Regions from separate parts of the Homo sapiens genome. Here all the other regions are linked to region 2. Evidence: chromatin contacts called from ENCODE Hi-C or POLR2A ChIA-PET data. All regions are on one chromosome and are shown on one strand. The core of a region is the stretch at or near the end of the contact, and the rest is flanking DNA. Distances in the headings are between cores, read along the strand shown.

What was found. A loop is a pair of places that touch in the nucleus more often than their neighbours do. ChIA-PET counts read pairs that join two places held with the same protein, here RNA polymerase II (POLR2A). Pooled maps may share reads with other maps.
Region 1: a loop to region 2 is called in a map of right cardiac atrium, with 2.3 times the contacts of the local background. The contact joins two enhancer-like sites. A Hi-C loop is called at or near these places in 3 of 168 maps with a recorded cell type or tissue (IMR-90, left ventricle myocardium superior and right cardiac atrium), 15 of 37 single-sample maps with no recorded cell type and 8 of 50 pooled maps. POLR2A ChIA-PET finds 5 or more read pairs at or near these places in 1 of 52 experiments (AG04449).
Region 3: a map of HepG2 shows a loop between it and region 2 (2.6-fold over the local background). The contact joins two enhancer-like sites. A Hi-C loop is called at or near these places in 2 of 168 maps with a recorded cell type or tissue (HepG2 and heart left ventricle), 3 of 37 single-sample maps with no recorded cell type and 4 of 50 pooled maps. POLR2A ChIA-PET finds 5 or more read pairs at or near these places in 2 of 52 experiments (H1 and activated CD4-positive, alpha-beta T cell).

What each region holds. Positions count from the first base shown.
Region 1 is chr9:68,950,859-68,953,996 of GRCh38, reverse strand. The region is part of intron 14 of PIP5K1B (phosphatidylinositol-4-phosphate 5-kinase type 1 beta); the gene reads right to left. It overlaps LOC101927069 (a long non-coding RNA gene), which reads left to right. Exons shown (of 3, transcript NR_110647.1): 3 at 1-909. Among named protein-coding and RNA genes, the nearest start is that of PRKACG, 62 kb to the left of the region's middle. RefSeq lists an enhancer at 2,915-3,138. Within about 2 kb of position 1,621, at least 3 of the 41 ENCODE cell types and tissues checked have a DNase peak (open chromatin) inside an H3K27ac peak, as active enhancers do.
Region 2 is chr9:68,843,308-68,846,644 of GRCh38, reverse strand. The region is part of intron 4 of PIP5K1B (phosphatidylinositol-4-phosphate 5-kinase type 1 beta); the gene reads right to left. Among named protein-coding and RNA genes, the nearest start is that of PABIR1, 65 kb to the right of the region's middle. Within about 2 kb of position 1,469, at least 7 of the 41 ENCODE cell types and tissues checked have a DNase peak (open chromatin) inside an H3K27ac peak, as active enhancers do.
Region 3 is chr9:68,918,198-68,921,570 of GRCh38, reverse strand. It overlaps PIP5K1B (phosphatidylinositol-4-phosphate 5-kinase type 1 beta), which reads right to left. Exons shown (of 16, transcript NM_003558.4): 10 at 2,009-2,092; 11 at 1,842-1,890. Among named protein-coding and RNA genes, the nearest start is that of PRKACG, 94 kb to the left of the region's middle. Within about 2 kb of position 1,775, at least 2 of the 41 ENCODE cell types and tissues checked have a DNase peak (open chromatin) inside an H3K27ac peak, as active enhancers do.

The sequences.
Region 1 (3,138 bases), core at 372-2,871, 110 kb before region 2:
ACTAGATGCTAAGACACCTGTTCCTGCCAGATGTCCCAGAAGGCTGACAGCCAGGCCTTTCTCCTCCAAGCAAGAAACTGGAAGCATCTCCTATAGGGAGTCTGACCAGCTCAATAGCTTGCTGGTCAACAAGCTCTGCTCAAGTGCTTAAGTTTCCAGTCAGGGATTTTTTTTTTTTTTTTTTTTTTTTTAAGACAGAGTCTTGCTCTGTTGCCCAGGCTGGAGTACAATGGTGCAATAACAGCTCACTGCAGCCTCAACCACCCAGGCTCAAGCCATCTGAGCCTCTGAGTAGCTGGGACTACAGGTGTGTCACTGCACTTGGCTAATTTTAATTTTTTTTGTAGGGATGGGGTCTCACTAGTATTGCCCAGGCTGGTCTCGAACTCCTGGGCTCCAACAGTCCTCCTACCTCGGCCTCCAAATATGCTGGGATTATAGGTGTGAACCACCACACCTGGCCTCTAATCAGTTTTCTAGTCTCCCACTCAAGCCTTAGTTGAGCAGACAAATGAAGATTTCCAAAAATCTGAGGAAAACCTCCAGTATAGAACATGTAGACTACAAAGAGAAAAAGGCAGCCTGGATGAAAACCGAGACTAAAAAGGGAGAAGAAACAAAATTCAGGGCAAAACAAAAAACATAATCCTAATATCTTCAGGAAAAAAGAGAAATTACAATCATGAAAAAAGGAAAGATTGCTAAAAAATAAAATCTCAGCGAACAAAAAAAGAATTCTTATAAAACATGGTAATGGAAATTAAAAACTCAGTGGAAGGATTAGGAGATGAAGTTGAGGAAATCTCTCAGAAACTAGGACAGAAACATAAATAGATGGGACTGAAGACAGAAAAGTAGAGAAAATTGGAAGACAAATCCAGGATATTCTGTATGCATAAAAGGAATTACAAAAAGGAAAAAGAAAATAGAGAGGAGGAAATAAGAAAATAGTTTAGAAAATTTCCCCAAACTCAAAACATGAGTTTGCAGGTTGAAAAGGTCCCCTGAGTGCTTAGCATGCTGGCTGAAAATAGACCTGCACCAAGGCCTAGCATCATGAAATACTGAGACTCTGAGAGAAAATCAAAGAGTTTACAGGTTTCTGCAATAATAATAATAATAATAGGAAGAAAGAAAGAAAGGAAGGAAGAAAGGAAGGAAGGAAGGAAGGCAGGCAGGCAGGCAGGCAGACAGGCAGACAGGCAGGCAAAGAAAGCAAGCCATTTACAGAAGATCAGAAATCAGAACAGCACTGGATTTCTCAATGGTAATTGGAAACTAGAAGACAATGGAGCCAAGCCTTCACCATGTTGAAAAAAAAAATCCAAAATATTTGCAATCTAGAATTCTATACTAGTTAATCTATCAATCAAGTGTTAGGGTTAGAATAAAGACTTAAGACATGCAAGATCTCAAATATTTTGCCTGCAATGAATATTTTTCATACTGGAGGATTTTCTTCTGGAAAATGTGTTCCACCAAAATGAGGGAGTAAACCAAGAAAGAGGAAGAAGCAAAGAGGAAGATGTAGGAGATGACAAACAACGGAACTGATACAGACAAGAGGTTACTAGAATCCCCAGAATGATGGAGCAGAGAGGCCCCAAAGTAACATTTGTACATCAGGTCCTAGAGGGCAACCAGTTCAGTCCAGGCTGGTCAGAAGTGTCTGGCGGAAACTTCTGCAAGACAATAAAAGGAACAGAACCTCATGCACTTAAATGGTTTGAGAAGAAATGAAGACACTGGTGGAAAGCTTAGGGTTCTATTAAGGAAAAATACACAGAAAACTAAGCAAACCGAAGAACAAGGCAGTCATTTATTACAATAAAAACAAAAAGTCACACAGGAAAGGAAACTGAAACATAGTATATGACACTATTCACAAAGCCATAATAAAACACTCAATATCGATCGGACTACAGTCAAGATGTAACTATACAGGGAAACTGGAAGGGTGTAGGAGGAGGGGGTGGGAACAGTACACATACGTGGTATGTGTCGGGTGGAGAAAAGACAGCTAAATCTTCGTCTTCTATAGTGGGCAGTTATTAGCTAATGCCTACACCCAATAGATCAAGCAATAACAATATAAGCATGTTATTTAGAAAAACCAAAGTAATTGCCAAAGGAATCAGCTCAAAGAGTTGAAGGTGATTGCACATGAAGACGTAGGGGGAGGTGGACTACGGCTTGCTCTTTTTCTTAACACATGTTACACGACTATTTGTTAAACTCTGGGCATAGAGTTTTGTTACAAAAATAATTTATAAATTTTAAAATCAATCAATACCTTTTTTAATAAATAAAAGGGCTGGATGACATGATGGCCAAAGTTCCCTCTCATCTCCAAAGCTCCGTGATTCTTTCAGGATGAGTTTTACCACTTAGGTTGGAAAGGCAGGAGGGTGAACAGGGAAAAGGCGAAGGCTCGACCGGTTCCCTAAATGAGCTTTGACCTGGCCTTCGAATACCTGGCCTCTCTCCTGTCACAACTCAGTGACCACACAGAAAGCAGCAGGTGAGGGTGGTTGGAATTAGGAGGACACCAACTGAAATGCACTCATACATAAATAAAAGACAAAAAATCTTCTCCCAGACAAAGTGCTTAGTCTGAACCATTCTTCCAGTGTGATGAGAAGCAATGAAAGAAAAGACAGAGAAACTCTACCATTATTTTTTTCCCCATGTAGCCTTCAGGATGAAATTTGCATTATAGCCAAATCCTTCATTTTGAAAACAAATCTGGTCATTTTTAAGTTATTTGTGACCTTCCACACACTAATTTTTAATAGGGCTGGCTGGAAAAATAATGAGCTCCATTACTTCATTACACATGTCACCTTTATTACTTTATCCTTGAAAACAGGTTATTAAATGATTCCATTTTAGATTAATATTATTCTGAATGGAGAGTTTAACATTGTCTCCTAGTTCCCTCCTTACACTTACCTAATTCTCCTGCACCCATAACTATCATGAACTAAATGCAAAGGCAGGTTGTGGTAGAGGCGTTTGGTCTGTCTGTGGGGAGGCTGGGCCAGCTTGGTGCTGTGAAGTGAATGAGTCCTCAGCAGCAGGTTTATGTTAGTGGACTTCCCCAGTGAAATTCCTTCCCTCCCAAATCAACAAGTCATT
Region 2 (3,337 bases), core at 220-2,719:
CATAGAACAAAAACACTTTCAAATTGACGATGCAGTGATTTTATAGACTGACAGTGAGAGGCATCACTTGCTGTGACTTGCTGTTTACCAATCTCAAATCATTTTTCCATATGCCAGCCCTAAACACTCCTTATAGAATAGATCCAGCAGATGTAAGGACTAAGGAATGACATCAAGAAGGGATGAGGAAAATGGCTTCTCTCTAAATTCATAAGAATTTAGAGGCCAAGCTGTCTTTTCTGAAAGAGTGGGGGTGAAGACATCCCTCCTTTAATAATTGAGTTATTTTAAATGACTGGCATAGCAATTGTTTACAGTACCATGTGCTTTGTAGTTCTGGCCATATTTCTGGAAAACCACAGAAGAACAATGCCAAGAGAATTTTAAACAAAACAATCTGAAACATTAATATCAGTATTTACCTAAAGGGGCTTTAAAATTTAGAATGTAGGTGTTTCCTGGGTAGAAAAAGACTGGTTTTGAGTATTTGAAGACTCTAATGCAATGACTTCCATTGAGATATTTTAATACACATATATTTTATTGTGTTAAGTGCTTATTTTGTGTAAGATTAAGTTATTTGCAACATTTATTTCTCACCATAACCCGTATATTACCCCCACAGATGAGGAAACTTAAATTCAGATGGATTGTACATATGAAAGATAAATCCTAGATCATGTTTTACAAAAAGACTATTAAATGGAACTCTTCCTAAATGTGTACATAGACTAACATACACAAAGTTCATTTACATGTTTTTCAAGAATCTCCATAACCTGGGTAAAGCACTGAAGGTGGGGGATAATTTTGAATATTATGCATACTTTCAAGTTGGGATTAAGCATTTTTTGTCCATGTAACCTCACGTTTCAAGATCTAGGATTACATTGTAGTCAAGATGCTATTTTCCCCCCTACACACTTTCTCTTTTAGAACAGTGGAATACAGTTTCCAAAATCCTCTATTTCTGAGCCCTGTACATTTAAACAAATAAAACAGCCACGTTAGGCCTTCAGCTTCTCCCACCTGCCTGCAGCTCCCACGCTCCAAACTCACTGGCTTTTCCTCCCTGGCCTTCGGGATCCCTATCCTCCTTTCCTCATAACCTTTAAAATTACTATGTTTCTCCTGTTCCCGGAGGCCAGGATCAGCCCTTCCGCAAGGAAAGCAACTAAGGTCTTCGGAAGAGATGCACTCTCCTCCAAAACCCAGCTGGCTACCCAAGCTGCAGATAGGATGAAAGAGAACCCCCACGGCTCCACGGCTCTGGCTCTAGGCTTCTAGCTCTTCTTCTACCAACCAACTTTTTGACCAAAGGTAGAAAAAGAGAAGTATTCACAGACAATGACTGTGGTCCTGATTTCATAAGCCCCACCATATTAATTTACAAACATGGACAGACATTTGGGATCACCAACACGCAGCACAATCAGTTTCAGGCTCCTTCTGCCACCAGGGGGCTGTGAGACTCTGAGACAGCTTCATTATAGCACGGGGGCTCACTTTCCTCCTCTAGAAAATGAAGGCAGCTGGCTTAGAGAATTGCCAAAATTTCTTCCTCCTCTAAAATTCTACACGATATACGACTTTCTGATTTCATTTATTTTTCAGTATAGGTGGTCACTGGAAGCCACTTGTTTTGTATGATTTAACATATTTCATTCCACCATTTTCTAGATGTCTGTTTTTTTTTCCCTCCCACTTACAGTTGCTGCTCTAAAAATGCAACAGAAAGTAATTGTATTTTGCCTTCTTTGGATTACAACTCTTAGAGACCGATACTGAGAAAGGAGAACAGGCAGTCATTTTTCTCACAAGTGGAGCAGGAGGAAGCAGCCTTGCTTCACCCATGTGCAATTTCCAGGAGTACCAGCTGGGTAGAGGCTGGGCTGCTGCTTATTTCTGTTTAGTCCTTTTCTCTTGAACTCTGAGAGAGCGTTATTAAATTGTTTTGGTTGTTGCCCAGGTCATAAAAGTTGGTGTCAGAGCTACCAACAAACACCTTTGGCTCTCCCCCATTAGATCTCCCCCATTGGATCTCCCCCACTGGATCTCCCCCATTGGATCTGGCCACCAGACTCGGACATCTTTCTGGGCTGTCAGGTGATGGGCCTGTTCTCAGCAGGTTTCCAAGAACCCCTTGACTTGATCCCAACAAGCCAGTCTTCTAGTGGCCCAGTCCCAAATGCACGATTATTGGCTCCTGCTGCTACAACACAAGTGGAAGTGCCCGATGCATAGTTGATTGCTCAATAGAGGGCTGCTTCCTTCCCCCTTGGTTCCCCCTTCCCAGGCATGATTAGAGGAAACTGTGGTGGGTTTCTGCAGCCCAGACCTCTGACCCCACACTCTTTCCAACAACGCTAACCTATCTGCCATCTAACTACAATGCCTTGCTCAGAGCTTAACTCAGTGTTGGCTGAATGACTGAGTAGATGATATTGAATGAATGAAGATCATCTCAATGCCAAGCTTCCATGAGCCTATGGACACATAACCCCTACTGTAAGGCCTCTCTCTTGTTTAGGCCCTGCAGCAGCCAACTTTCAAGATGTACACAAGTAATCAGTTATCAGTCTAAAAATGTTTTGTTCTCTTACATGTTTCTTGAGTCCGTTGCACAAAAGGCCTGGCCAACTACTGACTTTATCTTCACCTCCAGTATTCTGTGCTTCCTCTAACAACCTCTGCCTGTCTCCTGAGCCACACATCCAGCTTCCCCTCTTCCCAGGCCCATGTTGGCAGGGCCCGTGTCTGTGCAGAATCCGTTCATCTTTCTCCCAGTACGAATATCAGATACTTGGCTCCAGAAGGTTACAAGAAGGGTTGCTTGGAAACAGGTTGGCTTGTAAAAGAAACCTGGCATGGTATATGGCTGAGGGGAATTTTCTACAGTCTCGTTGGGTAAGGAAATAGGTTTTCCCAACAGGAGTAGAGTGGCTCACTCTCCGAATTTAAGTGAGTGAAAGAGGCCTCAGTCTCCTCCATTTACCACCACCAACCGGGGCTGCCTGACAGAGGGATGGGTGGTCCTGATGCTGGACTTCCAGTTGCTGATACTTAACGGGCTTGCCTGGTTATGATGTGTGGCCATGGAGGGGAATCACCTTGCCATCAGCCCTACACAATAAGCATGATTGGAAATACTTGTGTCTGTATCCCATGATATAATTTCTTTGGAATGTAACCACCTGGCAATGGGGAAAACCCCCAAATATGGAAATTTTTTTTCAAAAATTTAAAAAGGAACAAGGAAATACAAATCATTTTTACTACATTGGTCTGTGAGTAGAACATGGCGCTGAGGGAAGGCTCTAGCAGCCTCCTAGTCATT
Region 3 (3,373 bases), core at 526-3,025, 75 kb before region 2:
CCCTTAGATGCACCTGGTTGGTACAAGACTAGACGATTCAGATCCATCTGGTAACAGGAAATTGAAATGGTCTCAGAAAACAGGAGGGGAATGGAATGAGGGTATTCACTCTCTCCCCTTCAATGTTCGAGGTACTATGTATGCAGTCCCTTCCTTTCTCAGCTGGAAGGAAACATTAAATTAACCTACCATATTGACCTTCTTTCATAGGAGGAATTTTTGATCTCAGTAAGATTGAGGTTAATTCTTTTTTTTTTTAATTAAAAAATTTTCTTTTAGAGACAGGGTCTTGCTATATTCAAGACTGGACTTGAACTCCTGGGCTCAAGTGATCATCCTGCCCCAGTCTCTTGAGTAGCCAGGACTACCAGCACATGCCCCTACACCCAGCTTAGAGGTTAATTCTTGGAAATAAATGTGTGAACCTGTTGTTTAAAAGTGCATTATGACTGAAGTCAGTCCTTAGCGGTGGACAAAATGTAGATCTTTCATGCTGAAAGGTTATTAACAGTCTTCCACAGAACTGAGAAATTATGGGCTCCTTTCCAAGAAAGAAGAAGAAGATCATCTATAATTTATTCTCTTTCAAAAGAAAGTATCTGCTAACATCTTAAAAGGAAATGTGTGACCAAATCCTTGACCAAAATATTCTTTGGAATTGCTACTTCAAGTTATTAACTTAGGCCAATAAATGTTGTTAGTAGCAGGAAGTAGAAATCTAATGTCTAGATGGGACTGCGTGTGTGTGTGTGTGTGTGTGTGTGTGTATGTGTGTGTATGTGTGTGAGAGAGAGAGACAGAGAGACAGAGACGGAATGGGAGAAAGAAGGAGAGAGAAAGATGGGAGAAACTGCTCTTTGTTAACTGATTTTTTTCTTCAGTTACATCAATTAAGACATTCTTGGCTGGGCGCAGTGGCTCACATCTGTAATCCCTGCACTTTGGGAGGCCAAGGCAGGTGGATCACCTGAGGTCAGGAGTTCGAGACCAGCCTGGCCAACATGGCGAAATCCTGTCTCTACTAAAAGTACAAAAATTAGCCAGGCGTCGTGGCACGCACCTGTTGTCCCAGCTACTCAGGAGGGTGAGGTAAGAGAATTGCTTGACCCTGGGAGGCAGAGGTTGCAGTGAGCTGAGATTGCACCACTGCACTCCAGCCTGGGTGACAGAGCAAGACTCCATCTCAAAAAAAAAAAAAAAAAAAAAAAAAAGACAACCTCAGGCAGCCAGCATGTATAAATGTTGATGTAGAAATCCATACCAATTAAAAAGTTTTCACTTTCTCTGTGTATTTGTTAGGCATTGTGTTGAACACTGAAATGCATTTTTTTGTCCCATGTTCACACCAAGCAGGTGTCATTACTATCCCCCTGGTACAGGTGAGAAACAAGGGTAAGAGGCCAAATAACCAGCATTGTGCCTGGTCACATGGCTAGTTCAGCAGTGAATGCAGAGTTCAAATCCAGGCTGTTCACCATCAGAGTCAGGACTCACACTTACTGTAGCTTGGTTGTGTGAGAACTTCATTTCAAATGCCCTACTGATCATCCCTACAAAAAAAGACCTCTCTCAAAGTTAGGTCCTTTGGATTTCACATAGACACAGATATCATTTTGTTTTTCTGGCCGCTAGGCTGGATGTCATGTATTTGAAGAGCTATTCAAATTTATGTTGTCCTTATTCTTAGATTTGAACTGATCTACTAACCTAAGATTCTGAGTTTATAAAGACCGTTGTTTCATTTCCTCTTAGAGTCTAGCAACACAGTTTCCTGCACATACTCTGAAGTCTCTGAGAAAGCAGAAATATATACAGTATAATAAGGAAAATAAGTCACTTACCCCATCATAAACAAGAGCTTTCCAGGAATGTTCTAACTTCTTCATTAACCTAAATATAAATGGAAAAATTGAAATGAGAATGTAAAATCACTCTCATTTGGTGATTTTTCAGAACCTTTTGTAGATTGATTTTGAAATAATAAAAGACCACTCCTCAAACTTCTTACCTATATGATTGCAGAATGTCAATAATGCCCATAAATAAAAGTAGTTTTTCTCCCCTATGGCTTTTAGCTGGAATGCCTCCCATTCTGTTGATGGAGCAAAAGAGAAAATATTTGATTACATATTATAAGAATAGGAAGTTAAAAAATCATTTCTAATAAATAGACTGAAAATAAAAATTGACAATTTTTAAGAATTCTGGGCTATCTCCCATTCATCTTTTTTTTTTGTTTGTTCCTTTTTGTTTTTGTTTTTTGGCCATCAGTTAAGGTCATCCTGGGAATCCAGAATGATGTATTAATACTTCCCTACAAAGGAGAATAATATCGTAGCTGCTAACCGTGAAGAGTTGGATGGGAAGAATCCAATTTAAAACTTATTCCTACTTTAAAACTATGAGCAAGAATTTTTAGACCATTATAAAATATTCCTTTTAAAAAATGCAATACTTTTTTCTGATCAAAAGAGTAATGTATGTTTACTTTTAAAAATAAAATACAGAAAAACACAAAGAAAAAATATAATTAAACAGTTATTCCTAGGATGCAAAGATAACTACTTAATATCTGGTATGCTTTTCTAGTATGTGTGTGTGTGTATGTATTTATTAGTCAAGAAAAGGTATTATTTATCATGTTTTATAACCTGATTTTTTTACTTGCTAAATGACAAACATTTCCTTATATTCAATGCTAGCGTGGTTTTTAATAGCCTTATTGTATTTCACCATACTGATATAGGATAATTTAACTGATTATTGGACAGTTAGATCGATTTGCAAGAAAGAACTTTTCAAAAAATATTTAATATGTGTTAATTTCCTTTACAAAAATGAAATATGCCCATGGTTTAGTCATCGTTGGAGAATTCTAGAAGGCAGGCACTTATGGCCTTGGAAAATGATTGCTTTCTTTCAGTCTCCTTGCTCAGCTAGTACACATAACTGATGCAGTCTGCCATTTCAATAACTTACTTTGGTTGCAGTTGTTTCTGTTAGTCAATATGCATTTTACACATGCAAATTAATCCTGTAGTTACTACCACATCTGGCTGAGACGAGAGACCACATCTGTCAGGGTGCAGGACTAGAACAACAGAATCCCCTTAGGCAGACAAAAAGCTCTGAATTGCGAACATCATTCTTATTGTGTATTTGCTTAAAACATCTTTACTCAGGCTGGGTGCAGTGGCTCATACCTATAATCCCAGCACTTTGGGAAGCCAAGGCAGGTGGATCACATGAGGCCAGGAGTTTGAGACCAGCCTGGGCAACATGGTGAAACTCCATCTCTACTAAAAATACAAAAATTAGCCAGGTGTAGTGGTGCATGTTTGTAATTCCAGCTACTTTGGAGGCTGAGGCAGGA